5 separate regions of the Mus musculus genome follow, and all the other regions are linked to region 4. Evidence: chromatin loops called from intact Hi-C (ENCODE). Cell type or tissue: left cerebral cortex. All regions are shown on one strand. Links, peaks and the distances in the headings refer to the core of each region. The heading gives the core; the rest is flanking DNA. Region 1 has its middle 24 kb from the start of Gm33981. Region 2 overlaps Gm33897 (a long non-coding RNA gene). Region 3 overlaps Gm33981 (a long non-coding RNA gene). Region 4 has its middle 77 kb from the start of Gm34044. Region 5 has its middle 42 kb from the start of 4930556N09Rik.

Region 1 (6,242 bases), core at 501-5,500, 380 kb after region 4:
AGGCCAGCCTGGTCTACAGAGTGAGTTCTAGGACAGCCAGGGCTACACAGAGAAAAACAAACAAACAAACAAACAACAACAACAACAACAACAACAACAAAAAATTCCAGTGCTCATGGAAAATTTATTTGTCCTTTGTAAGAGTTTTTATCCTATGAAAGGGAACCAATACATTATTGTTTGCTTTTTTGCTTTTTGACAATTAGGACACAGACTTGTAGGGGAAAAATTCAGTGGTTACAAGAAGCACACTCTAGGCCAATGACTCTGGATGAAAGTGGAGGTCTAAGGAACCTGGGAAATGGAAATGGGTCAGGACAATTGGGGAAAGCATTATACCTAACTGATTAATTGGAAACCTGCCTCTAAAAGAAGTAGGCTACTGTGACTGACCCTGGGGTCAATGGAGCTATTAGCTCTTTGTATCTTTCAGGGACTTGCCTCCCTTCTTTCCTCTTTGAGTCCCAGGTTACCATGAGTTGCATCAAGCTACTCCCAACACATCGCACAGGCAGCAGATAAATCAATGAGATATAACAGAGACTATTTTCTACCTAACTCTAATCCATTCTTAAAGTGCAGCTCCAAAGCCAAGTTTCTCTAAGCTTTCTCAATCCCCAAAGCTGAGAATATAAATGTTATAGTCAGAAAGATGATAGATATTTTTTAATCCATTTCAAATGCTGATCAACCTGCTACTGATCTTGAGAACTGTACTTTCCCGAGTCTCAGGTGATTCCTCTCACAATCCTCAATCAATCAGATTCATCTATGATTAAGCAACAGTATTCCCTTTCTCACTGCACCATGCTGGGGGAAGTTTCATCATTTTCATAGTTCATATAGTGGACTTTACATACACATGATTGTCTTGTCAATGCAAACTAGTCTTCAGTAATAGTAGATGTATATCCTGTAGCCACATTGTATCTTAACAATGAATGCTTCATGTATGATCACTGTGACAAATTAAATTATACCTTTTTTTTTCTCTATGGAAAACAGTGACATTTGTTTCAGAGTGCAAAATAATCCTCTCTCCCAATTGGACATGCAAATGATCAACAGCTATATACAAATTAGCTCAGGATCATAGAAATACAAGTAAAAACATACAGTAATATAACTCTTTATCATCTTAGACGATGAAGTAACAATCTTTTTTAAAGGCAACAAAAAGTATTGGTGAAGGTATAAAAGAATTTTGTCAGTGAGTACGTGATGTGATATAGATGCCAGGCAAAATAGTGTGGGCAGCCTGCAAGCAAAATTAACATGTGACCCAGATATTTCACTTCTGGGTATGACCCATCTGAACTTAAAATAACATCTCCAACAGAAACTTGTTTCCCCTGTTCATCATAAAGTATTCACAAAATCCAACAGGCAGAGAAAACATAAGTATACACTCAAGGATGAATAAATAAAACTAAATATGTTACACACACACACACACACACACACACACACACACACACACACACTTTTCATCCTTAAAGAAGAAGCATTTAAAATATTTAACACTGCTGGAACTTGAGAAAATCATGTTAAGAGAAATTAACAAAAAACAAATACAGCATGACTTCCCTTCTATGATGTACTAAAATGTATTGGGCTGCATTTAGTCAACATCTCTGCCTTCACTATAGCAGAAACTATCATTAATATAACAACTTTAAATGTACCAAACAATACCTCTGTCTCTGGAGAAAGAAAAACAATCAGTATTCAATCCCAACCATGTGAAGACTTTTCACCTTCTTAAGTCCTAGGCTATTAAAATTGCAGGGCACCAGAAATATCTTCATTCCTCCAAGTACTTTTTAAAAGTACTCAATGTAAAATTTAAAACCAATTACTAATCACAATAAATTACCAATACTATTTTATTGTGTAAACATCAAATCTAACTGAGTAGTCTGTTTTAAAGCATGCAGTCCTTTCCATTTCGGATGAAGAATTAACTGTTTGCCTTTGAGCAAGGTACAGGTTTCTGGTGACTTTATTTACTCAGACACCAAATGAAGATGTTAATAGCAATTCTTTCCCAGTACCATCAAGAAAGAGTGAGGCAGTACACATAATCACCCATCTCACTCACTATAATTTATATACTTACACACTAGGTAAGAATACCAACTGCAGATAATTTTGTATGTGTGTGCTTGTGTGTGTGTGTGCATGTGTATATGTGATGTATTTATTGTGTATATTTTTCTGTATCTTAATATCTTCTTATGAATTATTTTTAAGGCATGGCTTTTAAAATTTTTAAACTTTTGTCAAATTTGGTCACATTTTGCTATTCTCGCCATTCACACAGTAATGACTATTTTTAAAGAGAAATTACATATTTTTTCAATTCTCCCCTCATTCTAACTTCAGTAGAATGGGTTGCCTATTCTAAGCTCTCTTTAAATATGTTTGAATAAATACCTATAACATTAATGTTTAATGCGATGCAAGTATTTCATTTAAAGATAAGAGAATGTTTACATTTCTATTCAACAATTTCAAGTTCAGACTACCTTAACTGGAATAGCTATATCACATTTGCCTTGGGGAGCAGGTGGTGGGAAAACTTCCATTTGCAGAACAGTAACAATCAGAAAGAAACATTATAAGGGACAGACAATTTGTTTATTATGATTTCTTACTTCATAAGCTAGCAGATTGAATTCTAAGCTTTCAAGCCATGGACTTCTGTGCTGGCCTTCATTCAGTCAACATCTCTGCCTTTGCTTATACCTAACTAATATCACAGATTTAACAACTATATGTGAACCAAACAATGCTTCTGTCTTTGGGGAAAGAACAACATTAGCATTCACTTCCAACATCCTCAAAGTGTTTCCTGTTTCCTCTCTCCTCTTATAACACACACACACACACACACACACACACACACACACACACATACACACACGCACCTACACATGCACACTATACACATAACCACTGAAACCATGCGAAGTCCATCTGGCCACCAGAGGGCTTCCCTGAGAATGGAAAAGCCCAGAATACACTCCTGTCTGAATATCTGCCTGGTTTTGTCCAGAAGGCAAGTGTGTGAATTTTAAAGTGTGAAAGATGCTGCCTTCCAAAAACCAGAATCTTCTTCGTGTGAACAAGATTTCTATAGCTGGTGACCTTCCTTCGGTGGGTAAAACAGTGTAATGCCAAACTGAGATTTGTTACAATTTCATTCACTAACTGAATTTAAATTGCCATTTCCCTTCAACAGCAACTGGATATCTGTGATTTTAAGAAAGTTATTTCTCATTATAGGAGATAAAAAACATTATACTTTTTAAAGTATACCTTTACAGATATGTTGAAACAATTTGTGGGTAAAACATGATAATGTTTGTGGTTATTTTAAATATATATATATATATATATATATATATATATATATATATATATATATATATATATTGTGTGCCTCCAAAGGCTAGAAAAGGGAGACTTTGAATGTTTTCATCATAAGTGATAAAGTTTGATGAGATAATCATGTCTAACCTCATTTGTACCTTGCATAGTGCATCTCTATCAAAATAAGACATGGAAGCCTCATTCATGTATATAATTTTATTTTTGCATTTTTTTAAGACAAGGTCATTCCGTTTTACGTGAATGGCTTTAATCCTTGTGCTCAGTGCGTCCTCTTGCCACAGCTTTCCCACCTATGCATATCTCCCTGAAATAAGCTCAGATGCCATCTTACTCTATGTGATAGCTATTCTTTGTTTGATTACACCTGGAATTACCTAAAACCCTAACATGGAGGTGCATACCAGTAAGGGAATTTTTGCTTAAATTGAGGTAGGAAGATCTACTTTTAATCTGGATCTTTGAGATAGGAAGTCACATCTTTAATCCAGATCTTTTGAGCTGGGAAAACCCACCTCTAATTTGGCTCATGACTTCTGATGAAAGCCTACATATGTACATGAAAGAAGGAAGCTTTTTCTCTTTGCCTGCTTGCTCTCGCCTTGCTAGTATATCCATTCCTTCACTGGCACTAGTCCCTACTTCTTTAGGATTCCAGTGGATACCGAAGACCACCTGAGATACCCAAGCTTGTGGACTGGGCAATTACTGGATTTTTTGACTTTCTGTTCACAGCAAGAAATTTTTGGATTAGCTGGACCACATCCTGTAAGCCATTTTAATAAATCTCATAGATAGATAGATAGATAGATAGATAGATAGATAGATAGATAGATAGAGATAGATAAATGATAGATTCATTCTATACTTTATAGAATCCTGACTAATACATTGTGTATCAGATAAAAATAAATTTAGGATGTGAAAATGGTTTTTGCTTTTGTTTTTTGAGATAGGGTCTCTATATTCTTATGCTTCTTTGAATTTGCTATGTAGCCAATGCTGGTCTTAAAAGACCCTGATATAGCTGTCTCGTGTGAGGCTATGCCAGTGCCTGGCAAATATAGAAGTGGATGTTCACAGTCATCTATAGGATGCAACATGGGGCCCCCAGTGGAGGAGCAAGAGAAAGTACCCAAGGAGCTGAAGGGGTCTGCAACCCTATAGGTGGAACAACAATATGAACTAACCAGTAGTCCTAGAGCTCGTGTCTTTAGCTGCATATGTAGCAGAAGATGGCCTAGTCGGCCATCATTGAGAAGAAAGGCCCCTTGGTCTTGCAAACTTTATATGCCCCAGTACAGGGGAACACCAGGGCCAAGAAGTGGGAGTGAGTGGGTAGGGGAGCAGGGCAGAGGGAGGTATGGGGAACTTTTGGGATAGCATTTGAAATGTAAATGAAGAAAATATCTAATAAAAAATATTTAAAAACTGGCAAATCTAATGCCTTACAAACCAAGAGTTCTAGGATGAGAGGCATGCCCAACCATGCTCTGAATTTTTTAATTTAATTTGAATTTTAAGAACTAGAGAAAAAATATATTGTAAGAAAGAAGAATGGAAATTTCAAGGGAGAGCAGAATTCAAGTACAGTCATGAGCATTATATGCAGTGTTCTAAATAACCATAAGCATTTTTATATTATACACTGGTGTAATGATGCTATAATTAACATCACTGAGAATGCATGAAGATCAAAATCTTAAAATGAATATCAATTGTAAATATAAGGTAAGTTCAGAGGTCAGAAATATTGATTTTTTTATCTCATTTAAGTTCTGTTTCATACAACAAATATGTTTGAAAAAATCAACAAATTAAGTATTTGGAATTATATGCTACAAAAATTTATAGTCATTAAATATTGTGTAAAGATATCTAAATATGCACCCAGTTACACTCATTTTTCTTCTGCTACTTTGTAGAAGGTAGCTACTGCTGGTTTTAAGGATGTGCTAAGGGATCTTGTGTTCAACCTACAGGCACAGTCTTTTTTGTTGTTCAAAGTTTATCTGTGCCTTAAGCACTGACTTTCTACCCCTAGGGACTATTTGATAATGTTGAGTGATATATTTTGACCTAAAAGGAATATACCACTGGCATCTATAAGTAGATTTGAGGAATGCTGCTAACCCTCCTCTGGTATACAGAAAACCCTTAGCACAGTGTCCTATATACCAGCTCAAGTGACCAACAATGCTAAAATTAAGATGCTCTCTGTCTTAAAGTCATGCTATTCCAGTGTGAAAAAGAGCATTGGTTCCACACAACACATACCTTGAAATCTGAGAACACCACAGAAACAGTTCATATTTCTCTCAGTAATTTAGCTTCGTTATTGTCTGCAACTGAGTTAGACTGAAGTCAACAAAAGCCTCTTGAAAAAGCTCACTGTGAACGTGTTTTTCTGAGAGGTATGTTTTGAACTGTAGGATAACCTCACTCTGAAGGTTCTCAAGAATATTAGCATAGTTGATGCTGGCCTCTCATTTGTACAAAATAAGTGCTTAAACATAAATAACTTACACTATAATAAGGAACTTGACTTTTCATTTGTATTTTAGAATTTGGCTCAAAATTAATTTTCTTCATTTTACACTTTGAAAGGAATTTTGTGAATGTTCATGGCCACTTCAAACAAAGGGAGATCATTTCGTTGGCTTTATTTTTTGTTATTGTTATTGTTGAAATCATATAATTATATCATTATATTTATAGCCTAGACTGGCTTAGAATTAAGTAGCCTAGGCTAACCTAACCTGTAATTTATGATCCTCTTGTCCCAGACTTCTGTGTGAGATGGAGTGTATCATCACACACACCTTGCGACAGTTTTTAGCAGCTTTGAA
Region 2 (6,242 bases), core at 383-5,382, 580 kb after region 4:
ATTGCCTAACATGCAAAAGGCATCAGGTTCCATCTCTAGCGCTGCAAGAAGAAAAGACAGGAGCAGTGCACTTAGAGAACAACATTCGGTAGCAGTAAGTATCCATGAAACAAGAATCAGATGTTAGATGCTTTATAAAAACGAAACTAGCAAAATATAAGAAGGAATTCTTTCTGCAGGAAGAGAAACCTTTTTAAAAGAAACACAAGCTTGAAATCACATGAGAGTTAGAGGAGAGACTAAGGAGATGCCTCAGTCAGTAAGAGATGAGAGAGAGAGAGAGAGAGAGAGAGAGAGAGAGAGAGAGAGAGAGAGAGAGAGAATAACGACCCAAGTTCTGATTTCCAGCACCCATATAAACAGTTGGGATCTTTACCCGAGTTCTGGGGAAGAAGGAACAAAAGGGTCCCTAGAGTTGGATGAATAGACACACAGACACCCATACACACAGACACACAGAAACACACAGACACACACAGACTCACACAGACACACATATACACAGACACACATACAAGACACATATAAAAAGACACACATTCATAGACACATACAGAGACAAAGACACAGACACATAGGCACAGACAAACAAAAACACAGGGACATACACAAAGACACAGACACACACACATAGATACACACACAGACACACATAGACACAAACACACAAATACATAGACACATGCACAAACATACACATAGATACACACACATACAGACACCCACACACAGACACATACATTCACAACCACACACACACAGTCACACACAGACACACACACAGAGACACACACACTGAACAACCCCCAAACCACAAACACATGAAAATTAGAAGAAAATTATAAAGAAATTGAAAAGATGTCAGAAGGAAGAAAGACTAAATTCAAGAGGCCAAAGGCACAAATAGTTGTTTCATTTAAGATTTAAACAATGGTGGGGAAATACCAATGAAGTCATATAAAAATGTATTGCAAATGAAAGATTACACAAAAAGAAAGAAAAAAAAACTTAAGAATAACCAGAAATATTTTTGGAGTAACTCCGTGCAATTTTTTGAAACTGAGTTTGGTTGATAAAGAAATTTCAAATGCTTGCGGAATAAAGTTTAGTCACGAGCTAATTGCTAAATCCCTAGCAGTCAGTCTTCCTACAGTGAGGGTGTAATCAGTCAGGAGACCCCAGCACGCCATGAATGAGATGCTGTTTCTGACAATTCTTCCTGCTAGAAGAGGGGAGCAACAGGCGCAAAGCTCTTCTAATGCTCCAGACATCAGATGTCCAAAAGCTCACGCCTGCCAAGACACTACCAGCTCGGGGCTCGAACACTGTAAAGAATTCATCTCTCCCTCTGTCCAGTGTTTATCCAGGACAAAAACTTTTGAAGAGTTCTAGAGAAACACTGCCCACCACAGTAGCAGGCTTGTTTGTTTCTAAGCATGTTTCCAGAGCTTCTCATGTGACCACACAAGGGCAGTGGGAAACAGGACTGTTAGATTACAGGGCCCAGAAAAGAACAGAACCATTGATTGGATGATTCAAAAACATTTCTAAGTGGAATTTTTCAAAAATGCACACACACACACACACACACACACACACACACAGAATAACATAAACACCATTTATAAGCCTCAGTAATTTGAAGTCCCAAGTTAGTTCTGTTTTATTTCCATCCTTATCTAGATCCTCACCCTCCACATAACTAGATTATACTGAAGTTAAACAAGGACTTTGTATCATTATACAAATACCTAAAGAGATGTGTAAGTACACATGCACACACGCATATACACATTTGTGAAAGAGAAGAAGAGTTTCCTTTTAAATAGATCCATGATTTCTTGTCATCACTAAAGACAATAAACAGTAAGACAAAGTTCTGATAACTATGCAGTCCCCTAATAGGTTCTTGATCCCCTAATCATCTAAATTCACTTTGTTTTTTGAGGAAGACACTTGCTATCTGGTTTGCCTATAGTGACCTGCGTAGGAAAGGGAATTCGCATGGAGTCTTTCCCACTTCATTTCTAGATTCTACACTTGGGAGTTGCTTCCCTGACAGCACCTAAAGATCCCCAACAGTCCAGTTTAGAAGGGTTGTGTTAGTTTCTCTCTCTCTCTCTCTCTCTCTCTCTCTCTCTCTCTCTCTCTCTGTGTGTGTGTGTGTGTGTATGTCTGTGTGTGTGTCTGTGTGTCTGTGTTAACACCTATCGATGTAAATGTGTTTGACATGCGTCAGCTCCTCACCGTTATTACATTACCGCATATGGAATGTCCAGTCTACCTAGTCAGCTCAGTTATAGATATAACCCACATGTTGTTCATCGCCTCTCTACCCTTGCTATGATCAATGATTCTAAGTTCCTGCTACATAACTCCAGCCTCCATGTCTGTGAACAGTCCCCCACCCTCAACCCCCACCCCACCCCACCCCACCCCCGACAAGCAACTCTAGTCCCTTTGAGTGGGGAACACGGTAAAGACTCTAGTCGACGCTGAGTTCTGACCCTTGGAAATGAACAAACGCTATGGCTTCTCCTCTCAGCTGCCTGTTGTGATTTCAAAAATCCCCTTTGTGGGAAGGTCTAGGGAATCAATATTTTTCTAGATTAAGATCTGTCTCAGTGACACTTGGTAATGACTAGCATACTGCAAACCCGCAGACTGCAGGATTTGACTTTGGTCTTAAATCTTCTATGCCAAAAATCCTAGTTCATCTGTTTTACCCCCATAGCATGCCAGCAGTCAGAAAGAGTGTGAGACAGAGGGAGGGAGATGCAAGAAGGAAAGAAGAAAAGATGGAAGGGGTGTAGAGGCCTAAAGATCTCCTTAATGCTTTTCCTATTACGACAATTATGTTTTGCTAAACATTTTTATGGTGCATTGTATGAACAACTCAGAATAAGTGACAAAACTCTCACCCCCCACCATTTCCATTTTCTTGTGAAGAGCACATTCAAAACTCTCTCTTCTAAAAGAAAACCAGCTGGAATGGGAGAAGAGTGCCTGAGAGTAGAGTGTTGGGGTACATATACATGAGGGTGCTGACCTAAAATTAATTAAATTTTTTTTCTTCTAGATTTTTCAGAATATACAGTAAATCATTGTGGTCTATTGGACCCATACAGGACAACAGAACAACTGTACCTACTCCCTTTTTGAAAAATGTATTTATTTTATGTGAGTCACCATCTCTATCTTCAGACACCCCAGAAGAGGGCATCAGATTCCATTACAGATGGTTGTGAGCCACCATGTGGTTGTTGGGATTTGAACTCAGGACCTCTGGAAGAGCAGTCAGTGCTCTTAACCGCTGAGCCATCTCTCTAGCCCTTACTCCTTCTATGCAGCTATAATTTTCCCATTAATATCATCCTGGGCTTTTCCTGTTCTGATAACACCAACTCTACTTTGTTTTGTTTTTTTTTTTTTCTATGAATCAATTCAGTGAATGAAATTCTGTGAATCAAACTTGCCTTGGAGTGTGACTTTTGTCCCTCTGTGTCAAGTTTCTTTTGCTTAACATAATTATATATATAATTTGACCTCATTTACAAGGCCACAAGTGTCAGGATTTTGTCCTTTTTAAGGCTGAAGCATATATACCAATGTGTATCTACATCTTTATCACTGTGATGGGCATCTAAGTTGACTCTGAATCTTGCTATTGTGAAAGGCAGGGGAATAAACACAAGAGAGCTAGGTTTATTTGATGTGCTGATTTCCCTTCCTTTGGGTACAAGACAGCCAGGAGATTGCTGGGCTAAAAGCTATTTCTCCTTGTAGTCTTGTAAGGACCCTTCAAGCTGTCCTTTCATATCAGTTATACTAATTCACATTCCCGTAACAGTTAAGGATATTTCTTTCCTGAGGTTGTCTCTATAGACTATGTTATCACAGTAACTCCTAGCTGTGAGCAGTAACTCCTAGCTATGATCGTGACACCAATTTGAGAATCTGGTCCCCGTTGAGTCTTTTCAGCTTTCAATTTTCTTAAAGACGACTTTGTTTTACACTTAATTTTTTTTATAATCACATTAAACATTCACAGCATTTGAATTCAAAATGAAAACAAACTATAGTCAGACTCTGGTTTCTAATTCTATCTCTTCTCCCCCACTTCCTCACATCCCCATAAATAAACTTTCCCTACAGTATTTTTATTTAAAACATTTATATTCTGATTACTTCTTTTCTTAGATGCAGATTGGCATATCAGATATATTTTTTCCACCATAATTTTTTAACCAGATACATTTTTCCATCATATTTTTTAACCAAACAATAAATCCCAGACATCTTTGCATACACTTACTAGTTATTTGTTTTTCTTCCTAGCTCCAGTGAGTATTTTTGGACCATCAGCAGGGCAGCTACTGGAAGGAAACATGAAAGATATTTTTTTTATTTTTTATTTTTTAAAGAAGATTGGAACTCTGTAGTAAACCTTCTTAAAATGAGTCACCAAGTTCACAGCCTGCCAGCCTCACGCTGGGGAAACTTCGAGTAGGTGGCTACACTTTGGAGAGGTGTGCGCAGTGTACAATCTCACCAGGCAAAACGCTTCGTTACTACAATTTTTCCTTTGCTTTGCATTTTAGGAAAGTAATGTTCCTTCCTATTTTAGCAGCACCATTTGCATTCCTATTATTCACACTGAGCTGTTATTTCCACTTTTATCTTCCCTTTGTTACTTGGTTTGTGCTCCTCCTCCAGGTCTTCACCTTGCCTTTTTTTCAGGTCCTTAAACCTTGTCCTACCGGAAAGGTGGAATAGCGCTGTGGACTTATGAGCCACACTGCTGGGGGGGGGGGGGGGAGTAATGATAGAGGTTCCCTTGAACCATTGCCAGCAATGCTGAGAGCATCCCACACACATTTGCTATGGAAACACCTTTATGACTAATGGGCTCTCAAAAGAAAGCGTTTGAAAACTGAAGCTAGAAGAGCTTTCTTTTTTTTTTCTTTTTTTCTTTTTTCTTTCCTTTTTCTTTCTTTCTTTCTTTCCCTCAAAATTGCTAGTTTCTGTATTATTCTGTATTATTATTCTGTATTATTCTGGATCATTTGTTTGTAAAGTGGATTCCTACAGCATAAGCTCTACATGTGTGTGCGTCACGAAAACCCGGTCTGCCCCCTCACCCGGTGCTTTAATTCCAAGAACCCTGTTCTCTGCTGTTATGTGTTTATGAGTTTGGGGTTTCAGGCTGAGTAAAGTTCTTTTCCTCAAAATGAAAGGTAAAACATTTCTTTCTCTTTTCTCTCCTTCTTTTGAGACAGGGTCCCAGGTAGCTCAGGGTACTCTCAGATTCACTACACAGCTGAGGATGGCTTTGAACTTCTAACCCTCTTGCTTCAACCTCCTAGTGCTGGGATTTCAGAGGTACCCATGCCAGATGGATACAGTCCTGGAGAACTAACCCAAGAGTTTGTGTATACTATCCTAGCACTCTACAGGCTAAGGTGCATCCCGATCCCCAAAGCACAGACATTTAAAATCATGCATGATTTGGAGGCTGTCAGATCATGAATTCATACCACATCACGTCTCCCTTTCAGTCGGCACTAGTGAATTACAAACTATGCAGATGCAGCAGGCCTGAAGGAGCCTTAGGTCAAGCTAGTGCCCTGTTCTACAAAGACGATCTCATGACGACTACCACCACCACCTCTATGCCCCCTGCACAGGTTCCACCTTCTCTGGGAAGATTTCCTGGCACATCTTCTATCTGGAGAGAGCTGGTCATTTCCTCCCTTGTGTGTTTATGAAGTCAAGACCATCTCCAAGACAAACGATGTGCTCTGATTATTTGTTCCATGCCTGGCACCATGTCTGAAAAGTATTGGCTTTGCCCCATACATCATTGTTAGTTAAATGACTCAGAGTAAATAGGCATTGGATTGACCTGTCTGGTAAAAAGAGGAGACTATGCACTACCTGCATGTGTGGTGTGTTTAAGTATCTATATTTGCATTTTTTTTTCTGTTTCATCTCTGAAAGAAACTATGGGCTTTTACAGAGCTTTGAATCTTGAACACTACCATATACATATGGTGGGTACCTGAACAGACAGTTATTTTGTTTTTGTTTTTAATATGAAGGGTCTACAGTGGCCTTTGCAGTTCTCTTCTTTGAACAACTCAGTCTTCAAGACTTCGACAAACATCTCCAGAATCTTTTTTTTTTTTTTAAGCATCTGCTAGGACTTAGTGCTGATGCCTCAGTGTGGACCACGTCTACCC
Region 3 (6,242 bases), core at 419-5,418, 360 kb after region 4:
GAATATTAAAAGCAGTAAGGGAAAAAGGTCAAGTAACATATAAGGGCATTATTAGAATTACAGTAGACTTCTCACCAGAAACTATGAAAGCCAGAAGATCCTGGACAGATGTTATACAGACCCTAAGAGAACACAAATGCCAGCCCAGGCTACTATACCTAACAAAACTCTCAATTACCATAGATGGAGAAAGCAAAGTATTCCATGACAAAACCAAAATCATACAATAACTTTCCACGTATCCAGCCCTTCAAAGGATAATAAAGGGAAAACACCAACACAAGGACAAAAATTATGCCCTAGAAAAAGCAAGAAAGTAATCCTTCAACAAACCTAAAAGAAGACAGCCTCGAGAACAGAATCCCAACTCTAACAACAAAAATAACAGGAAGCAACAATTACTTTTCCTTAATATCTCTTAATATCAATGAACTCAATTTACCAATAAAAAAACATAGACTAACAGACTGGCTACATGAACAGGACCCAACATTCTGCTGCTTACAGGAAACATACCTCAGGGACAAACACAGACACTACCTCAGAGTAAAAGACTGGAAAACAATTTTCCAAGCAAATGGTCCAAAGAAACAAGCTGGAATAGACATTCTAATATTGAATAAAATCTACTTCTAACCCAAAGTCATCAAAAAAGACAAGGAGGGACACTTCATACTCATCAAAGGTAAAATCCTCCAAGAAGAACTCTCAATTCTGAATATCTATGGTCCAAATGCAAGGGCAGCCACATTCATTAAAGAAACTTTAGTAAAGCTCAAAGCACACATTGCACCTCACACAATAATAGTAGGAGGCTCAAACCCCACTCTCATCAATGGACAGATCCTGGAATCAGAAACTAAACAGAGACACATTGAAACTAACAGAAGTTATGAAACAAATGGATTTATCAGATACAATTTGCAAAACACATGAAATCAAGAAAAAAGGAGGACCAATGTGTGGCTACTTCATTCCTTCTTAGAATGAGGAACAAAATACCCATGGAAGGCGTTACAGAAACAAAGTTTGGAGCTGAGATGGAAGGAAGGACCATCCAGAGACTACCCTAGCTGGGATCCATTCCATACACAACCACCAAACCCAGACACTATTGCATATGTCAGCAAAATTTTGCTGACAGAACCCTGATATAGCTATCTCTTGTGAGGCTATGCCAGTGCCTGGCAAATGCAGAAGTGGTTGCTCACAGTCATCTATTGGATGGAACACAAGGCCCCCAATGAAGGATCTAGAGAAAGTACCCAAAGAGCTAAAGGGCTCTGCAACCCTATAGGAGGAACAACATTATGAACTAACCAGTACCCCTCAGAGTTTGTGTCTCTAGTTGCATATGTAGCAGAGGATGGACTAGTCAGCCATCAATGAGATTAGAAGCCCTTGGTCTTGTGAAAATTATATGTCCCAGTACAGGGGAATGCCAGGAAGCTGGAGTGGGTGGGTTGGGGAGCAGGGCGGAGGGAGGGTATAGGGGACATTTGGGATAGCATTTGAAATGTAAATGAAGAAAATATCTAATAAAAAAAGATTAACCATCAGAAATATATATATATATATATATATATATATTATCAAAGAGTGTGGGTAACAACTGAGATCTCTGGTGAGCAATGAACATCTACATCCTGATCATTTGGTGACCAGAAGCTTCTGGCTACTCCCACCAACACCCTATGAGATGGTATTAGCCTGGTAAAGGAGCAACATTGAAAGGTCAAAGGATGACTTGTTCTGAACATGTATCACATTTACACTGTTCCAAAGTAAAATAAAAAAATTTAAGTTGAGTAAATTTGTTTTTGAAGCAACAATAGCCATGATATCAGTAAACAATATGTTCTATACATGCTGATAATGTGCTTTAGAATCATGGCTCACTGGTTTTTCAGACAGAAATAATCGCAATGAAGATAGTTGATACTACCTATGTGGACTACTCTCAGAATTTTATGGGGAACATTTTTGTTGATTTACCCCAGTGAGGAATTCATGAGTGAAAACTATATACTCAGTGTCCAACAGAAGCTCAGATTGTCCCAAATAACATATAAATGTGATTTCAGATATTTGCATGGAAAAAATGCTATATTTTTATTACACATTTTTTAAGTTAAAATTTAGTATCATATAAGATTATTAAACTTGAGTAATAATACTGATTTTTAAAACTTGCATGGATGTTAGTTTCATCACTTCTTATTTCACTTCCCAAAGTAGAGAGAATGCGTTATAAAATTTTGACTACTGGAAGATTTTTCTTTTTATCTGCTAAAGCTGAAATCAACAAAGGGAAAATGAAGACATAATTGGATAGAACACACAAGAGTTCCTTTTGGAAGCTTTCGCAGTAGAATATGTCCAAGCAAGAGCTAATACGGTAGCTCATGAAGGATGAAAGTAGCTGACGTAATATTCTAAAACCGAGCTTTGGTTAAATAGCTTAACCTTCTTAGCTCTTATTGAAGCCAGGAGGGAAGTGTTGAGTTCAGCAATTTTTCCTCAACGGCATCTAAGAGAACACTTTAGAAAGTTTTCCATTGATGCCAGGGCCAAGTTTCTGTTGTGTTGTAGAGGGCAGCAACTCTGCTTCCTCTCCAGGCCCTCTGGAGGATCACTCTCATTTCCAAACAGAACTCTCCAAGACTAAAACAATGCCTAAGAGAAGCAGGCTGGAAATCTTGGCTCTCACAACTCTAACTTGGAAGTATTTACATTCCTTTGTATTTTAGCCCATCTGGGTCGGATGAATGAAGTCTTGCCCAAAAACTGTGACCTTTGAATAAGCTTCAAACTGCTCAGTGGGCCAGTTGGAACAAATGTTCAAGAGCATCAAAGAACCATCTTTTTAGAGAAAGATAAAGATGAAGGCGAGTGTAACTATCCCAGTAGGATTCTGTCCATCTTCTTAATAATTCAATCACCTGTGTAATTATAAAACCTAAATTGTGCTCACCTCTGTGCCCTCCTTTCTTCTTACATAAATGTAGTCAAGCTAGCTACAGTACAGAGCTATCTTCAAAGAATATCAGTTATTTTTTTCTTTAAAGCCAAAGGATGATTAATGAAAGAAAATGTAAATCAAGAGAAAGCATCTTATTAATTAAAATCCCAAATTGAGCAGCATAAATTAGATTGGTTCAAGATAGTAGCTAAGTCTTTTTACACACAAAAATAAGCATGAACATATGAAATGTTCACTAAGTTGTTTTTTGAAGAAAATGAGGGCTATGATTAATAAATGAGTATGTCTCTATAATGTTTGGAAATGCTGATTAAAATTCCATTTCAGAGATATGAGCCCATCTAAAACAGAGTGCTCTAAATATGATTTTGCTCATATAAAGATTGCAATTAATGATGTTGATGTAAATAAATATTTATAATATGCTTAAGTGCACTTGGTGTGTTCTGGATGTGTTGGGATCTGTCATTCGAGTTCCATTTATATTACCTCATTTCATTCTTAAAGATTCTCGCTCAGTGAGGTCACCATTCCGTTGAGTGACTAAGTACTGTGAGTGACTTGTCTTAGCTCTCATGAATTTGGAATGAAGTTAACATAGAAATGGTGACTGATTGAGCCAATGAGCCAAAAGCTCAAGTGTGTGAGTAAAAGTTCAGAGTTCCCAGCTTGTAATAGTCAAGGATGAACAAGATGAACAAAAATACTACAGGGATTTCACAGAATCATGGAGAACCAAAAGCCAGGACTCAAGAAGAAGCAAGATGAAGAAGTTATGTGGGAGCTGCTAAGGGTGGCTCCTGCCTCGAAGAACTGCTCCTCGTTATCTTTCCCTGCTTTCTAATGGCTGCGATCATTCTTCCTGGCTTGCTGTTCCAGCCACAAAGAACAATTACTAGGCTCTCCTTTCAAATCTTACATTTCTGTAGTACAGAGTAATGGAACCTCTCAGCAGTGGGCATTTGTGAGGCCTTCCCGTCTTCTGACTCAGACAACAACAACAGTCACTCCATGGGACCATCATGACTGCTGGGGAACACCTTCTTACATTTATGTGGAGCAATGGTCTCCAAATTGATAATTTCTTGGACAGCTACATCCAGAACTAACTGTGCATTTAGCTTTGCAGAGAGATTTACTCACCCTCTAGAAAGCAGATGCCCTCCAGTCTCATCCTCAGTGGTCAATAGTGTACCATAACGTCTAAGACCATCTGGCCAAGTTGTCAGGTCTTCTAATCAGAAACTGGACAGCACATCCCCACACAATGTTGAAAGCTTTTGGACATTAGAATTAAACTAACTCAAAAGATACAGCTTTGAAGCAATACACTGGTGTAGAGAGTAAAAAACCCCCAAATGGCCTGCTTTGGACTTGAAATTGAAAGTAGAAGACACAGGGAAGAGATTTCTCCAGTTACTTGATCGACTTAAAGACAGACTCTCCAAAGAAAAACACAGCTGCCTTGACTCTTTTTACTGAACTTGCATTAACCAGGGAGGATTAAGCTCAGATCACACAGAGACAGAATACTGAACGACACACAGAGAGTCTGAGGAATTTTGTCCCAGCACCTCGTTCCTTGAGCTTATTGCCTTTAAAAACCCATTTTCATTCCCCTCTAAGAGTGCCTTACAGCCCCTACTGCACTACATTCCCTTCCTCCTGTGAAGAGGCATTTAAGCTTCAACCGTATCCCCCTTTGAATGTCATGGTTTGTATGACTCTCATGCACACATTAATGAGAGCTTGGTTTTCTCCTGTTGATCTCTTGTGTTTTCAACTACTGAACCGTTAGATGAAAGGTTTGAACAACAACAATGACAAAATAAGCCCCATTTGATATAGTGAAAAAGAAGTGTGAAACCATGGCAGATGCTGGATGAAATACCTCTTGGGAGGCCAAGTTATATATCAGTTGTCTGATAACAGCGGTTTATGCCACATCAGATGATCAGCACCACCTGATTCATGCTTCTCCTCTCTGAGGGAACGTTTTATTTCTTCAATCCTTCTATCATACGTTACACTCTGAATGTGGTTTTTCTGTACCTCCACTCCTCCTGTTCTTCTCACTCCTCTCTTCCTCAGATTCACTCCTCCTCTTTCGTTTCCCTTCAGAGAAGAGTTGGCTTCCCAGGGGTGTCAACCTAAAATGGTGTAATGAGTTACAGCAAGGCTAGACACAAACTTTCATATTGAGACTCGACTAGACAAACCAGTAGGATGAAAAAGGTTCTAAGAGCAGGCAAAAGAGTCAGAGACAACTCCACTCTCCCTGGTAGGAGCCCCCCTAACACCTTAAGCTAAACAACCATAGCATACATGCAGAGGACCTGGCTCAAACCCATGCATGCTCTGTGAAGCCAGATCCCTAGGAACACCGAGCACTCTCCACCCAAGACAGACACTGAAAACTCTTCCTGCCTCTCCTGCCTGCAGCTTTTCCTGGATAGTATTTGTGTGAGCCCTGATTGAAGGATGCCATTGTGGGCCTCTTAGTGTTTCCTAAATTTGCCCAATCAAGCACTGGCAAATGTTTCATTGTGTAATATTGCACAGAGATCATCTCAATTTCACGATTCTGGCTTTGGGTAGTTTCGTCATGAGAAAGTAACCTATCACATTTCTGTGTGTACATGTTTAGGTGTGTATCAGTGAAGTATAAACTACAGCTTCGTTGGTGTCAGAAGTATTCTACAGACAGAAACCTATGGAAGAAATGGAGGAACTGAGTGGGATCATAAAATACCAGAACAGGATAATAATAGCAATGATGGTGTAAATTGTGTGCGGCAAATACTGGTGTCAGAGCTGTCCCCTCAGGTATGACGTTCTATGTCTGCCAATGTCAGACATAAAAACACACAATGTACCTGTGTAAATTCAGCACATTAAGGGCTTACCAAGAACCAACCTATCACCTCTGAGGAAGCAATCAGACACAGATTACTAAAGTAATTGCATGTGGTTGAACAAGTAGTACACCCCACAGACCTAGAAAGTACTTCCCAGGTCAGTCATAACAAATTTTCATATTATTGCAGATGTGTAACAGATAACGACAAATCTTAAGGAATAAAAGATGCCCTTTTCAAATTGATGCAAAGAAGCTATCCAGGGTAAAATAATAGCGGTTGTCATTTCCCGGTACATCAGAGGCAACTGAGATAAGCTACAAACAAAACTCCCCTTCTATGTTAACAAATGCATCTTCCAAAGAAAGGCATTGCTACCTTGGGAAATTGAGCATTTAGTC
Region 4 (6,242 bases), core at 853-5,852:
AAGAGAAAGAGAAGGATCCCATGGATTTACTCTTAACTGCAAGTTGGGGAGATGGGTGAGGAGTGACAAAGGGGATGCAGCTCAGGAGGAACCTGAGAAACATTCCCAGAAGGGAACATGGACGGGGGTGGGGTGGGGCGAGGTGGGGAGCTTGAAGCAAGACTCCTGGGAAGTGAGAAGCAAGCTGAAGACACCAGCTGTCATTGACAGACATCCTTCTCCACCATTTTACCCAACACACAGAAAACTGTCACTCCTCAGCAAGAACCCATTTTGTCATGATAGAACTAGGGTTTGGTCTACTCTATCGGTTCTACAAACACATTGGCATGAGGGCTTCAGTTCAGGGACTGCACCCATCTCTCGGTTAACATGATCACAGTTTAGTCAGCAGGTGATCACAAGATATCTTGGAGGCCTAGGGATCTACATTTTGCAGACAACAATAACTCCATTTCTTACCTGGTTAGTTTGGAACCTGGCAGCATCCAGTCCTTTTCTGCTTACCATTCTCATAGAGGCTCAGGCAAGGGACCTGCATATGTTTCTTCTCCCAGGAGAACTTCCATGGACAAGAAAATGTACACCAGGGTTGGATAAAACTTAACAAATGCTGGGTGGAGGGGTTAAATGTTATTTTCTTTAAAAAATAATAATATACCTATTTTATTCTAATAGTTTTTGCCTTTAGGGAGTTTATATATAAACCCAGAGACTGCGAGGTGAAGACACATTTAAAAAAATTGATATGATCGTTGTATATTTACTTTTAAACCAGACAAGCATATAATCAAACCAAACCACAAACAAACAAACAAACAACCCAAATCAAGGCACTTCCCAGATGATTAAGTCAAGAGCAAAATGACCCGGCCCAAAGAATGAGGGCCTAGCATCAAAAAAGTGTCATGGATTAATTTTTACTGGAGTTCAATGTGCTATATGCCACTGCCAAGAGAAAAGAATCTTGCCTGGTCTCAGTTTTTTTCAGATTCTTTGACTCTAATAAGAATGAATATTAAACTAAATTGTTAGCAGCTGGTTGCCTATCTAAACCTAGCAAAGTTCCTGGGAGCTATTATAGAGGTTTTAGAAAGCTGACCTAGTGTGCCTCACACAGTTGTTGGAAAGAGTGGCCTCTTTTCCAGGTGCATTGTTACAGTCGTTCAAATTCACCATCAGAAAAGCAGGGGACATTTCTCCCCAACAGTGAAATCTGCTAAGGCAAGGTACACACCTTCCCTACATCTTGACTGTTCTCCACAGTTCTGCTAGAACTTTTGTGTAAACTTTTCCTTATCCTTGGCTACTTTTGTTATGGAAGCCTCTCTCCTGAAGAACGCCTGCATCTTTGAATAGGATCCTAGCCATGTCTCCCAGGAGCCTTTGCGGGATTTCTGCACTTGCCTGACACCATGTTTAAATGACACTTTCGTGGTTTGCAACAAAAAATAACAGGCCTTTTTCAGGAGATGAACAAAGAACAACAAATAAAGTCATATCGCCAAGCTTGGATAAATAAATACTAGGCAAATCTACAATTTAAAAATCTCTTGTAAGAACCAGGGGAGATTCTTAACATCTTTCTTATTTAGGCCTCCACAACCCCCCCTTTCCTTTGCAGGAAATAGTTTCATTTTTCTGCCAATAAATTGCTTTGTGATATATATTTTGAGATCAACTTAGCTTTTTCTGCTTTTTGGCCTATTAAACGGAAGGCTCGGGGGTTGGGGGGTGAATCAAACTTTACAACCTGGTATTTTCACATCTGGCAACTTTTCGTTTCCTGGATATGTTAGATAATTTACAAACTATGTGTTTTGATGCCTTGTCACTTAAAGTGTATTTAGGGAGGTTAAAAAAAAAAAGTCCCCCACTGAACAATCGGTTGAATATGCTGCAAACCATGCTTTATCTAAATACCCCCACAAAAATACCCCACACTGAGTATTTATAATTTTAGATGCCACACATAAAGTGTATACATGTTGCAGTAATTATATACATATTGAATGCGGTAAGGGAGAAAGATGGATATTATTGTAACTCTCATTCAGTCACTGATGAAAATTTTGTCAACCCAAAATGAAAATCTACAAAAATCCCTTGTTAAAAGCACCTTCACACTCGTATTGAAACTGTGTGTGTGTGTGTGTGTGTGTGTGTGTGTGTGTGTGTGTGTTTAATACGTCCACACACTATGAAATGTTTTTGGATCAAGTCTGAATACAATATATTTTAGGCTTTCTCTTCCTAAAAGGGTAATACAGAGCTTGTGAAAACGCAGGTCCATTTCTGAGTTAGTTGTTTACGAAAAAGCACATGCTAATGTAACAGTGTATATGGAATTAAAGAGAAAATGTCAAACACGCCGTGACATCCAAAATACATTCAGCTGCTGCCTTTTACTATGGGGACTTTCATTCTGCCGCGGACTGCCTCCAAGACCCAGTGGTTTTGTGTGTTGGGTTAAAAATAGCCTGCCAAGCCTGACAACTAGATTCTGATTGGCCCGAAAGGGAGGCCGTTCAGCCAATGAGAGCGTCTGGGAACAAAAGCAATTCTTTTGTGTGTATGTGTGTGAGAGAGAGATGCTCAACCCACGTCAAAACAGCTTCGGGCTGTAGAAATGATTTGGGTAGAGATTTAACAAGGTAATAATGCATTTCAGCCCTCTGAAAGGTTTGAAGCGGAACAAAGCGGGGGGTGGGGTGAGGGGAGCCGGGAAATCTACAAAAGAAATGGAGCCAGAGCTCAGCTTCTACCGATGAATCATATGGGTGTTCGTGCTACAAGCAATACTCGTTTTCCTTCCCCCCACCTCCCTGAGACCTTTACTTACTTTTCAGGCATTTTCTCCTCCCAAACAGACAAAAGCCATCAAAGGCTTTTTACTAATGTGCAAGTTTGTTGTTGTGATTCGCTGGCAAGGAGAAAGGGACAAAACCCAACTACAAAACTCATTTCATTAAATGTCACAAAAAGAAAACAAAGACCCATGAGTTGTACGCCGTGAGTAGTGAAGATCCTGAAACTTTGAGCTTTAGATTGTGGGTATCAAACACAGCCCACACTCTCAAAGACAGTTCCGGGTCGCTCTCCAGATATGGAAAACAAAGAGGGACTTGATTAGAGACAGCTCTGGGTGCTCAAGGCCTTGCGAGCATCGGGCCGCCAGGGGTCGCTGTTGCACAGTCGACGAATCTCTTCCGCGGCGCTTTCCTGTGTGTCTTTAAGGAAAGAAATAGGATTTGATAGGTACTTCTAGCTTAGGACTAAAAAGGGGTTTGGGGGGGGGGGGTGAGGGGGCGCTGTCGCCGTTTGAAATCCTTAAGTACGGCTTATGATCAACACTATGGGACAAAGCAACCGAAAACACAATTTACTATACAGGGAATTTAGTGCCACGGAGGACAAATGTTGCTGCAATAACTTGGTATTGTGACTTAAGAGAGCTTTTCCTAAACCACGTCGCGATTTTAAATTAGATGAAAAGAGTGAGCACACAACGCTGTTACGGATACCTTATTGTCTCCAATATGTATATGCGAGTGACCTGTGTAATGTACCCAGCCAGACGTGTTTTGGCAAAACAATTCAGATAATACGTGGCTTACATATTAACCACAGAGGAAAGTGTCAGTTCAACACACTGTTTTCCTCTTGAGCGTAGATTTCACGGTACAGGACACATAAGCAAAACTTAAGAAACCTTTACTCCTGGTGTGGGTGTGGCATCTAAAATAACCCCGCTTCTGAGTAAAAGAGGAACAAACGTTTATAGTCTAATTGGGCATGATAAACTAACAATGCCCAAACATTTTCTGTTTGAGAAAAAGCATAACATATTTATTTGTGAAGTATTGTTCCAAAGTACATATTGGAGCCAGTAATGGACTTTTTTCCCCTGTTCATATTCATCTAGCAAACATACAAAACTGGAAGCGTCCTGTGCCTTTCTTTTTCTATGACACTCAATTATAATGCGTTGTACACAGCATATAAGGAACTAAAAGGCAAAGAATAAAACCTACTGATTAACTATATTTCCAAACAGCTACATTCCCAGAAGACTGTGTGTATGCCTGCCTGCACGTATTCAGCATTCGACAGCTCCAAAAACAAGGTCTATTCCCTTAAGGACTGTCATGAGTTTTATGAAGTTTGCTCAATCATGTTGGCCTAACAGCAGCTAGAGAAACTGATCATTTAGCCAGTAGGTATAATTGTCGTAGAGAGCCCAAGAGACTTAATAGAAATAGCATGAGGTGGTGTCAGTGGAAGAGTGTTGGGCCACCGTATGTATACTGCCTTATTCCATGCATTGGCTGAGTTCCTTACTTGCTCAAACCCAGGCCTTGCAGCTGCCCCCCATGCCAGACCCATCCCATTGGCAAGCACCAATCCCTAATTTTACTAAAGATGCTCTGTTATGCTTCAGACAGGAGCATCTTGTCCTCTGAGAGGCTCCAACCAGCAGCTGATTGAGACAGTTTCAGACACCCACAGCCAAACAGTACATGGAGCTTGGGAACTCCTACGGGAGAATAGGAGGAAGGATTGCAGGCCAGAAGGGGATAAGGACCCCATAGGAAGACCAACAGAGTCAACTAACCTTTGGGGCTCTCAGAATCTGAACTACCAACCAAAGAACATACACAGGCTGGACCTAGGCCTTCCCGTACATATGTAGCAGATATGCAGCTTGGCCTTCATGTGAGTCCCAAATAACTGGAATGGAGGGATTGACGTGACTGCCCCAAAAGCTGATGCCTGTAGGTGGGATATGTTCTTCTAGTTGGGCTGCCTCCTCGTCTTGCCTCAGTGGGAAGAGAAGTGCCTAGCATGGAGGAGACTTGATGTCCCAGGGTGGGGTGTGTTCTCAGAGGGGCCCCTACCAGCTCAGATGAGAACGGGGGGGGGGGGGGAGGGAGAGTGGGGGAAGGGTTGCGGAAGGGGGTGACTGGGATGGAGGCTGTGAGCTAGACGTAAAGTGAATAAGTAAAAAAATAAAATTAAAGAGAGAGACAGAGACAGAGACAGAGAGATGAGAAAATGCAAGCAGTTGTTGCCCACACTGCTCCACCTCTATAGCCACCTTCATCATCTGCTTAGAGTCACACATGTTCTTTACAAGAAAGCAAACTTACTTTTTCTATACATGGCGTTCACTCCGATGAAGTCATTCCTAATCTCATTCCTAGTCACATCCATTAAATGAGTGTTTAAAGATTTCTTCCATTTCCTTCCTGCTTCCCTTCCATTTCCTTCCTGCTTCCCTTCCATTTCCTCTCTGCTTCCCTTCCATTTCCTCTCTGCTTCCCTTCCATTTCCATCCTGTTTTCCTTCAACATTCACTCTTTCCACTGCAGGAAGTAGCAGACTGTCTGTCATGTTCATTCCCCCAGACAGGAAGATGGAAGAGTAAGAGAATTCCTTAATCTTTGCTGTGCTATTTCTATTAAATCCCCTGGGCTCTCTATAATTATACCTACGTGCTGAATGATCAATTCCTCTAGCTGCTCCTCGCTGCTGTTAGGCCAACATGATTAAGCAAACTTCATAAAGCTCACAACAGTACTGAAGGGAATAGACTTCATTTTCTACTTATTGCATGGTGAAAATTACATAGGGGCATGCATTTCTGCGGTTGGTTTCCAGACCTCTAACAATAATTAAGGGGAAACACAGATGGACTCACAAAAGTCAAGGTGTATATTCTTCCCCTAGAGCAGAGGTTCTCAAAGAGCTGTAACCCATTTGAGGGTGGAATGACCCTTTCACAGGGCTCCCCTAAGACCATCAGAAAACACAGATATTTACATTATGATTCATAACAGTAGCAAAAACATGGTTATGAAGTAACAACAAAAATAATTTTATAGTTGGGGGTGGAGGAATCACTGAAACCCGAGGAACTATGTTAAAGGGCCACAGCATTTAGAAAGGTTGAGAACGGCTGCCCTAGAATCTCATTGGCTGTGAATTCCAAAGAAACAAAACCAGAACCCATGTCCCTTGAATGAATACAGGTGTGTCCGGAAGACTTCAGAGTTCACCAGTGGATTTTATAGGGGCCAGAGCGGTGAAAACTGGGTGCAGGCCCACGTGACCATTACCAGGTTCTTAGCCCTACAAAGGTTTCCCATCCCACGAGACTACACAAACACATGGAAGCTTCCAGACCTCACGGGAGCTCTTAGACGTCGAGGAAAATCAGATGTGACCACGTCATCTGGAAG
Region 5 (6,242 bases), core at 691-5,690, 230 kb after region 4:
TTAAAAATCTATTAGGTCCAATAAAGTCCTGTATGGAAGGCAGCCATCTTATCACCAGGGATTGAGAGTCAAGGTGGACAGAATTGCTTAGAGAAAACCCTGGTAAGCTGGCTTTATTTTTATGGATACTTCTCAACAATTCACTAGCCTTGGTTATGTTTTCACAATTCCTACTTCTTCTCATATAACTAAATATACAATACACATTTATATAAATTACATATAATTTTTAAATATATGTATAATATTTAGATTATAGTGTAAATGAAACATACCATAAATATAAATATAATATTATATCTATATTGTAACAAATAATATATTTTAATAGGAATATTCATAATATAAATAAAACAAAATATTCAACACATAAAAATTCAAATTGCTCATCTTCTTTAGGTCTTCCCTTCCTCAGAGGTACCAATAACGTATAACATTTAAGCACATAAACACGTTCTTCTCCTTTTATTCTGTCTGTATCAATTCTATTTATAGGTGTACCCCAAAACTCTGAGTAGAAACATAAACATTTTCCTTCCTACACCCCAAAATGAACAACGGCCCTAGACAGCAGGAAGCAGCTGCTGAGACATGACACCCTTGTTCCCTTTTCACCATCAGCTTCTCCCCTCTCTTTTTCTTTCTCTCTCTCTCTTTCTCTTTTTTTTTTTTGTTATTTTGTTTTGTTTTGTTTTGCTTTGCTTTGTTTTGTTTTTTCGAGACAGGGTTTCTCTGTATAGCCCTGGCGGACCTGGAACTCACTTTGTAGAACAGGCTGGCCTCGAACTCAGAAATCTGCCTGCCACTGCCTCCCAAGTGCTGGTATTAAAGGTGTGTGCCACCACCGCCCGGCTCCCCCTCTCTTTTTCTTTCCTTCTATTTACAATAACAAGAAGGGAGGTATATTGGCATCAGGACCTCCCAACCCTATGACATCACATAGGCAACTACGCGACCTACAACATATTCCCAGCATCTACTTGGCTCACATCCCATCTTTACCTGCGTTATGTCATTTTCCATGTAAATAAGGAGAACGCCCCTCCCTCACTCTCTCTCTTCTTCTCTTTCTTCCACCACTTTCTCTCTCTCTCCCAATAAAACCTCTTCCACGTGGAACTGTCTTGGTCTAGTGTGCTGTTGAGACATGACCCGCCATTCTAACACATCAGTTTTAGTGCAACATCAGAAAAGCAGACTGGGTAGTCTTATCACTTTTGAGTATATTCTAAAGCCCTTGCATTGGGGAATCAAAAACTTCCTTCTCTTTTATTGAGCTGTATCTGAAATATTCATTGTTTTTATTTTTTGTTTTGCTTAAGAGAAAAGAGCTGTCTTTTCCACTGCATTGAGCGGAAGAGCTCTTCATTTTCTCCATTGAAAGGATTCCTTAGCATTGTCTCAAAGGACCCATTGCAACAGAGTACTTCAAGTTGACCAGTTCTCCATGTCAGATGAGAACACAGAGACTGTGAATAAACAGCCGAGGTGCGTCTTCCTTGTTAAACTCAGTGCAGAGCGTATGCAAAGGCAGTAAGTGGCTGCTTTTTATTGATGCTCTCTTTTACAACCACACAGTTTCATGTTTTAATGAGCCCAGGCTTAAGTAGTAAAGGTCTCTTCTGACGTCCAAGGCCAGCAGTGTCTCGATTTCATAATAGTCCAATTCTTATTGAGTTCAGGAAAGAAGAGAAGTCATAATAGTCATTTTAGAAACATTTGATGGAACTTCCAAGCCCTTCTAGGCACATTTACATTACCCCCATTTGCTCGGGGTGGAAAGGCAATTACTCTGTGGAGATGGTGCAGTCAAGTCTGTAAACAGTTATTACATTTCAATTAAAGCTGCATGAAACTCTACATATTTGGTTTGCAGGAAATTAATGCAAATCTTTTTTGATGTTTCAATTCGCAAGGGTGAACTATCCCACACATTTGGCTCTAGGCATAACACTCAGGCCCTTTCAAACATCAAAGACTATTTTCCCAACGTAAAACATTTGACCTGGGGTTAAATTTTCCTAAAATACCAGTCTGTACTTAAACGCCCAAGTTTTCAAGCTGTATGGAAGTTTTGCTAAAAGAAATCAACGTAAGGTAACTTTCTAGCAGGGAACACATTTTCTGTAAAGCTTTTAGTGTCCAACATGCACTGGATCTGTTCATTGCCTTGGCTGAGAATCCATAAATCATAAACAGAAACTAGATTTTTTTTTTGCTTATGAAAGATTGAGAGGAAATAAACTAACGTGCATTAAACACCTACTATATCCGCATCACTTTTCTGGAATGGTTTTATTAAATTCACCCATTAACACTGTATGTATGTATGTATGTATGTATGTATGTATGTATGTATGTATGTATGTATGTATATGAGTACACTGTGACTGTACAGATGGTTGTGAACCTTCATGTGGTTGTTGGGAATTGAATTTAGGACCTCTGCTCACTCCGGTCAACCCAGCTCACTCCAGTTGGCCTGGCCCCCTTACTCTGGTCAACTCCGCTCAGTCTGGCCCATGGATTATTTATTATTATCCATAAGTACACTGTACATTCCTCTTTATTCAGGGAAACTTCTTAAATTACACAGGTGGGTGGTGGTACCACAAATAGATGCACAACTTTCTTTTTTTTCTGAAGCCCTTGGCATGTCTATCTTCCACCAAATGAAAATATAAGGACTGTAGTTCATGTTCACAACCATCACATGGTTTTTTGTTGTTGTTGTTGTTGCTGTTTCTAGTGCTCATTCCCTTCCCTCGGACACTCTCTATAATAGCTGAGGTGGTCATCTACTCTTTGTATGAGTAACCTCCCCCACATTTCTGTTTTAGAAAAACACACAAATAACACACACACAAATGATCAAGGGACTGTTTTCAGCCTCCCTCCCCTTCTCTCAAGATGTGTTACATATGGTGGGGTGGGGGTTGGGCAGGCAGAGCAAGACTGCAGGCAGAATAGAGGACTTCACACTTCCATCGCTTCCCATGAAAAATAACATATGGGCAGAACATTTATTTGAAAGAACAGATTTGTTTCTAGTTGCTCTCCAGCAGTTGAAAGAGAAAGAAAGAAAAAGAAAGCCTTTTAACAGCCATCTGAAAATACTCCCCCAAGGAAAGAAATAGAGTTGATCTTTTTAGGGATTACAGAATTAACATGAACAACTCTGAGTCATAAGGAGTCCACGGAAATGTATTCCCGGCGCTCCTGCTGTCGTGAATCTACCTCTCCACTAGGGATGGCAACACAGTCTGTGCTCCAGCTCATGATTTGTAATTTTTGTAGAAAAGACATTTAAACATAATGCATTTTTCTTTTAGCCATTTTTCAAATGAACCCTCTATTTTATCCCTTACTCGGCTTTTTTTTTTTTTTCAACCTTCTCAACTTCCTGATACACATACTCCAAAAGTCATTCCAGAAGATGAGAAAACAAGTCCCTGACCTCCATCATTTGTATTCCAAAGGCCATTTGTTTCCCATCATGCCAGTTTTGGTTGAGATCTGGTTGAGATCTGGACTGATTCACAACTCTTGGCACTGTCAAATTCCTCAGGCCCAGAAAAAGAAAAAAAAAAAAAAAAAGACATTGCCAGGAAACAAATTAAAAAGTTCAATTTAAAATTGTATCTACCCTCCAAGCTCCTGGTTTATAAAAGTATTCACAGCTTATGTCCAGGCTAAGATTTAATTTAAACCACATGAGAATTAAGGGGGATTAGCCTCCTGGAAGCTTGCTAATTTTTAAAAACAGAAATCAAAAGGGAATGAGAAAGCCTACAGGCATATTTGAAGAATATAAATGTGAGGGGCTGGAGAAGTGGCTCAGTGGTAAAGAGCACTTTGTTGTCTTGGCTGAGGACCTGGGTTAGGCTCCCAGCATTCCCAGGGTGGCTCCCAACCAACTACCTCCCTCTTCTTACCTCTGCAGGCGTCAGGTATGCAGGTAGATGGTACATATGTGCGTGAAAAGGCGATGAGTAAAGGCTTTCATTGATGCTCCCCTTTTACAACAACGTAGTTAGTTGTTTTAATGAAACCAGGCTTAAGTAATAAATGTCTCTTCCAAGTCCAAAGGCCAGCAGTGTCTTAATTTCATGATTGTCGAGTCCTCCTGAAGTTCACAAAAGAAGAAGACACTGTTCTTGTCAGGCATTTTAGGAACATTTGATGGGACTTCCAAACCCTTCTAGGCACATTTACATTGATCCCCCATTTATGTGGAAAAAGCATCCACACATGCAAGCAAAACACTAGCACACATAAATCTTTTTAAAAGGTTTTTTTTTTTTTTTTAAAGAATGTATGTGAACTTTTCTCATATATCCAGCATAAGTGATCACAGAAATGGACCCTCCTTTTGTGGTTGCCATGGCGCTAAGAAAGATTCATCACCTCCCTGTAGCAAACTCTGATGAGACCATTCTTTCTCCCCATCAAGATTTGCACCTTTATCAACCCATGGTTGGTGGCTGTGCACGAGGTCCCACCTTACCTGGCAATTGCTCCTTTAATTAGCTGTTTAGCTGACCATCTGAAGACCTTCCTGAAGGAAGCCTTTTAAGTGAGAGCCGATCCTAGGAAAGGCAGAACGCAACTCAGACCCGAGGAGTCAGAAAACACAAATGCTCATCAGCACACAAAGTGGGCTTGGGATAAATGCAAAATTATCATCAAGTCCTGTTGTTGAGAAAAATAAAGCAATTTTTTTTGTTTTATTGATTCAAAATTGATTTTTTTCCATATAATATATTCTGATTATGGTTTTCCCTCCCTCAGCTCCTTCCAGATCTTTCCCACCTCCCCTCCTGCTCAAATCTACACTCTTTTCTCTCTCTCTCTCTTTCTCATTAGAAATCAGGCATCTAAAAAATACTCAAATACAACAAAATAAAATAAAAGGATAAAATCAAAACAAACAAACCAAAATAAGAGAAAAGAGACAAAGCCAAGAAAAGAAAAGGGGCCAAGGAAAAGGCACACAAACACACAAGGACAGAGACACATGCCTTGGCACACGGTGGATTCCAACAGAAAGACTAAGTCAGAAACCATACTTTATGTTCAGAAGACCTGTAGGGTAAAAGGGCAAAAAGGACCTTCAAAATCACTATTGGGTTTGCTTTGTGTTGACCATTAAATTGTAGTACAGAAGGAAGATGGAAAGTACATTTTTAGCATACTAATATCTTTACAGTTGGATGATTCCAGGTGGGTTTTCACAAATGCTGATAGATTCTTATGGAATTATTCTTTCATAATTTAAAAAATATATTTGTTGTTTTGTTTTTATTTTTACATTCCTCTCTCTGTGTGTCTGTCTCTCCCTCCCTCCCCCTTCCTGTCCCCCTCCCCTCCCCTTCCTCTCTCTTTCATTCTCTCTTTCTCTTTCTCTCTCTCTCTCTCTCTCTCTCTCTCTCTCTCTCTCTCTCTCCCCTCTCTCTCTCCCTCTCTCTCTCTCTCTCTCTCTCTCTCTCTCTCTCTCTCTCTCTCTCGTGTGTGTGTGTGTGTGTGTGTGTGTGTGTGTGTGTGTGTGTACACTGGCCATTTATGTCAGGAAACATCCCCAGCCTCATGTTTATCTATCTAGTAATGCATGGTCTCTCACTGAGACCCTGATGCGGCTTGCTTTGGGGACCTTCCTGTCTCAATATTTTCATGCTGGGATTCCAGAAGGGCTCAGACACATGGAGCATTTACATTGGGCAAGATCCAAACTCCAATCCTAACACAGAAGTGACAAGCCTTTTGACTCCTGAGTGAGCTTCTCAGCCCCTGAATTTCTCATTTTGATGTTGCTATTTCAGACTGCCCAGCCTTCTCATGCAGTCTCTTCTCCACACAAAGGCTAATCGTGGCTTTGACACACTGAGGTCTGCCAAAAGGAAGCTCAAAAATATATGTATGTCTGGACCCTCGATGCTCACAAAGGCTGTATCGTGTAAGTCCATGTGGATCTAGTACCCACCATATACAAACCTGAGCTGAGAAGTTACTGTTTCAAAACATTTCCTAAAACAGTAGTAACTCCTCTTTCCACTCTTTCAGAGCAAGAGCTTTGAATTGTGACCGTTCTTGATAATGAAGAAAATCTTCTTCACTCAAGTTGTATCTCTGAATCTTGACGATCTTCCTCTGTCTCTCAATTTACTAAGTAGTTCCAAATTATCGTTGAATCATATCAAGCCATGCCCAATTCTCTTGGGCTCAATCTTGTCTTATTTTTCTCT

The links. Hi-C counts contacts between places; a loop is a spot of excess contacts. Peaks named below come from ENCODE experiments on the same cell type or tissue, not always from the same donor. Only the 100,000 strongest peaks of a DNase experiment are listed, where the experiment ranks them.
Region 1: a loop joins it to region 4, with 12 times the contacts of the local background. A loop is called at or near these places in 13 of 42 quality-filtered maps.
Region 2: it touches region 4 in a loop (2.7-fold over the local background); 3 of 42 quality-filtered maps call a loop at or near these places.
Region 3: a loop joins it to region 4, with 3.0 times the contacts of the local background. A loop is called at or near these places in 4 of 42 quality-filtered maps.
Region 5: a loop joins it to region 4, with 14 times the contacts of the local background. A loop is called at or near these places in 2 of 42 quality-filtered maps.

Annotation. Positions count from the first base shown.
Region 1 is chr10:96,931,582-96,937,823 of GRCm38, reverse strand. No RefSeq gene overlaps it. Among named protein-coding and RNA genes, the nearest start is that of Gm33981, 24 kb to the left of the region's middle. In left cerebral cortex, for the core only: a CTCF peak has its summit at 3,010 (motif pointing right); a DNase peak (open chromatin) is centred at 3,007.
Region 2 is chr10:96,725,921-96,732,162 of GRCm38, reverse strand. Gm33897 (a long non-coding RNA gene) reads right to left here. Exons shown (of 3, transcript XR_871979.1): 3 at 4,239-4,376. Among named protein-coding and RNA genes, the nearest start is that of Gm33897, 13 kb to the right of the region's middle. In left cerebral cortex, for the core only: a CTCF peak has its summit at 3,237 (motif pointing right); a DNase peak (open chromatin) is centred at 4,541.
Region 3 is chr10:96,945,473-96,951,714 of GRCm38, reverse strand. It overlaps Gm33981 (a long non-coding RNA gene), which reads left to right. Exons shown (of 3, transcript XR_380715.2): 3 at 5,631-5,965. Among named protein-coding and RNA genes, the nearest start is that of Gm33981, 10 kb to the left of the region's middle. In left cerebral cortex, for the core only: no CTCF peak of the experiment used is centred there; a DNase peak (open chromatin) is centred at 2,653.
Region 4 is chr10:97,310,080-97,316,321 of GRCm38, reverse strand. No RefSeq gene overlaps it. Among named protein-coding and RNA genes, the nearest start is that of Gm34044, 77 kb to the right of the region's middle. In left cerebral cortex, for the core only: a CTCF peak has its summit at 3,158 (motif pointing right); DNase peaks (open chromatin) are centred at 2,502 and 3,171; H3K4me3 peaks cover 1,575 bases; H3K27ac peaks cover 1,718 bases.
Region 5 is chr10:97,075,072-97,081,313 of GRCm38, reverse strand. No RefSeq gene overlaps it. Among named protein-coding and RNA genes, the nearest start is that of 4930556N09Rik, 42 kb to the right of the region's middle. In left cerebral cortex, for the core only: a CTCF peak has its summit at 3,250; DNase peaks (open chromatin) are centred at 2,996 and 3,171.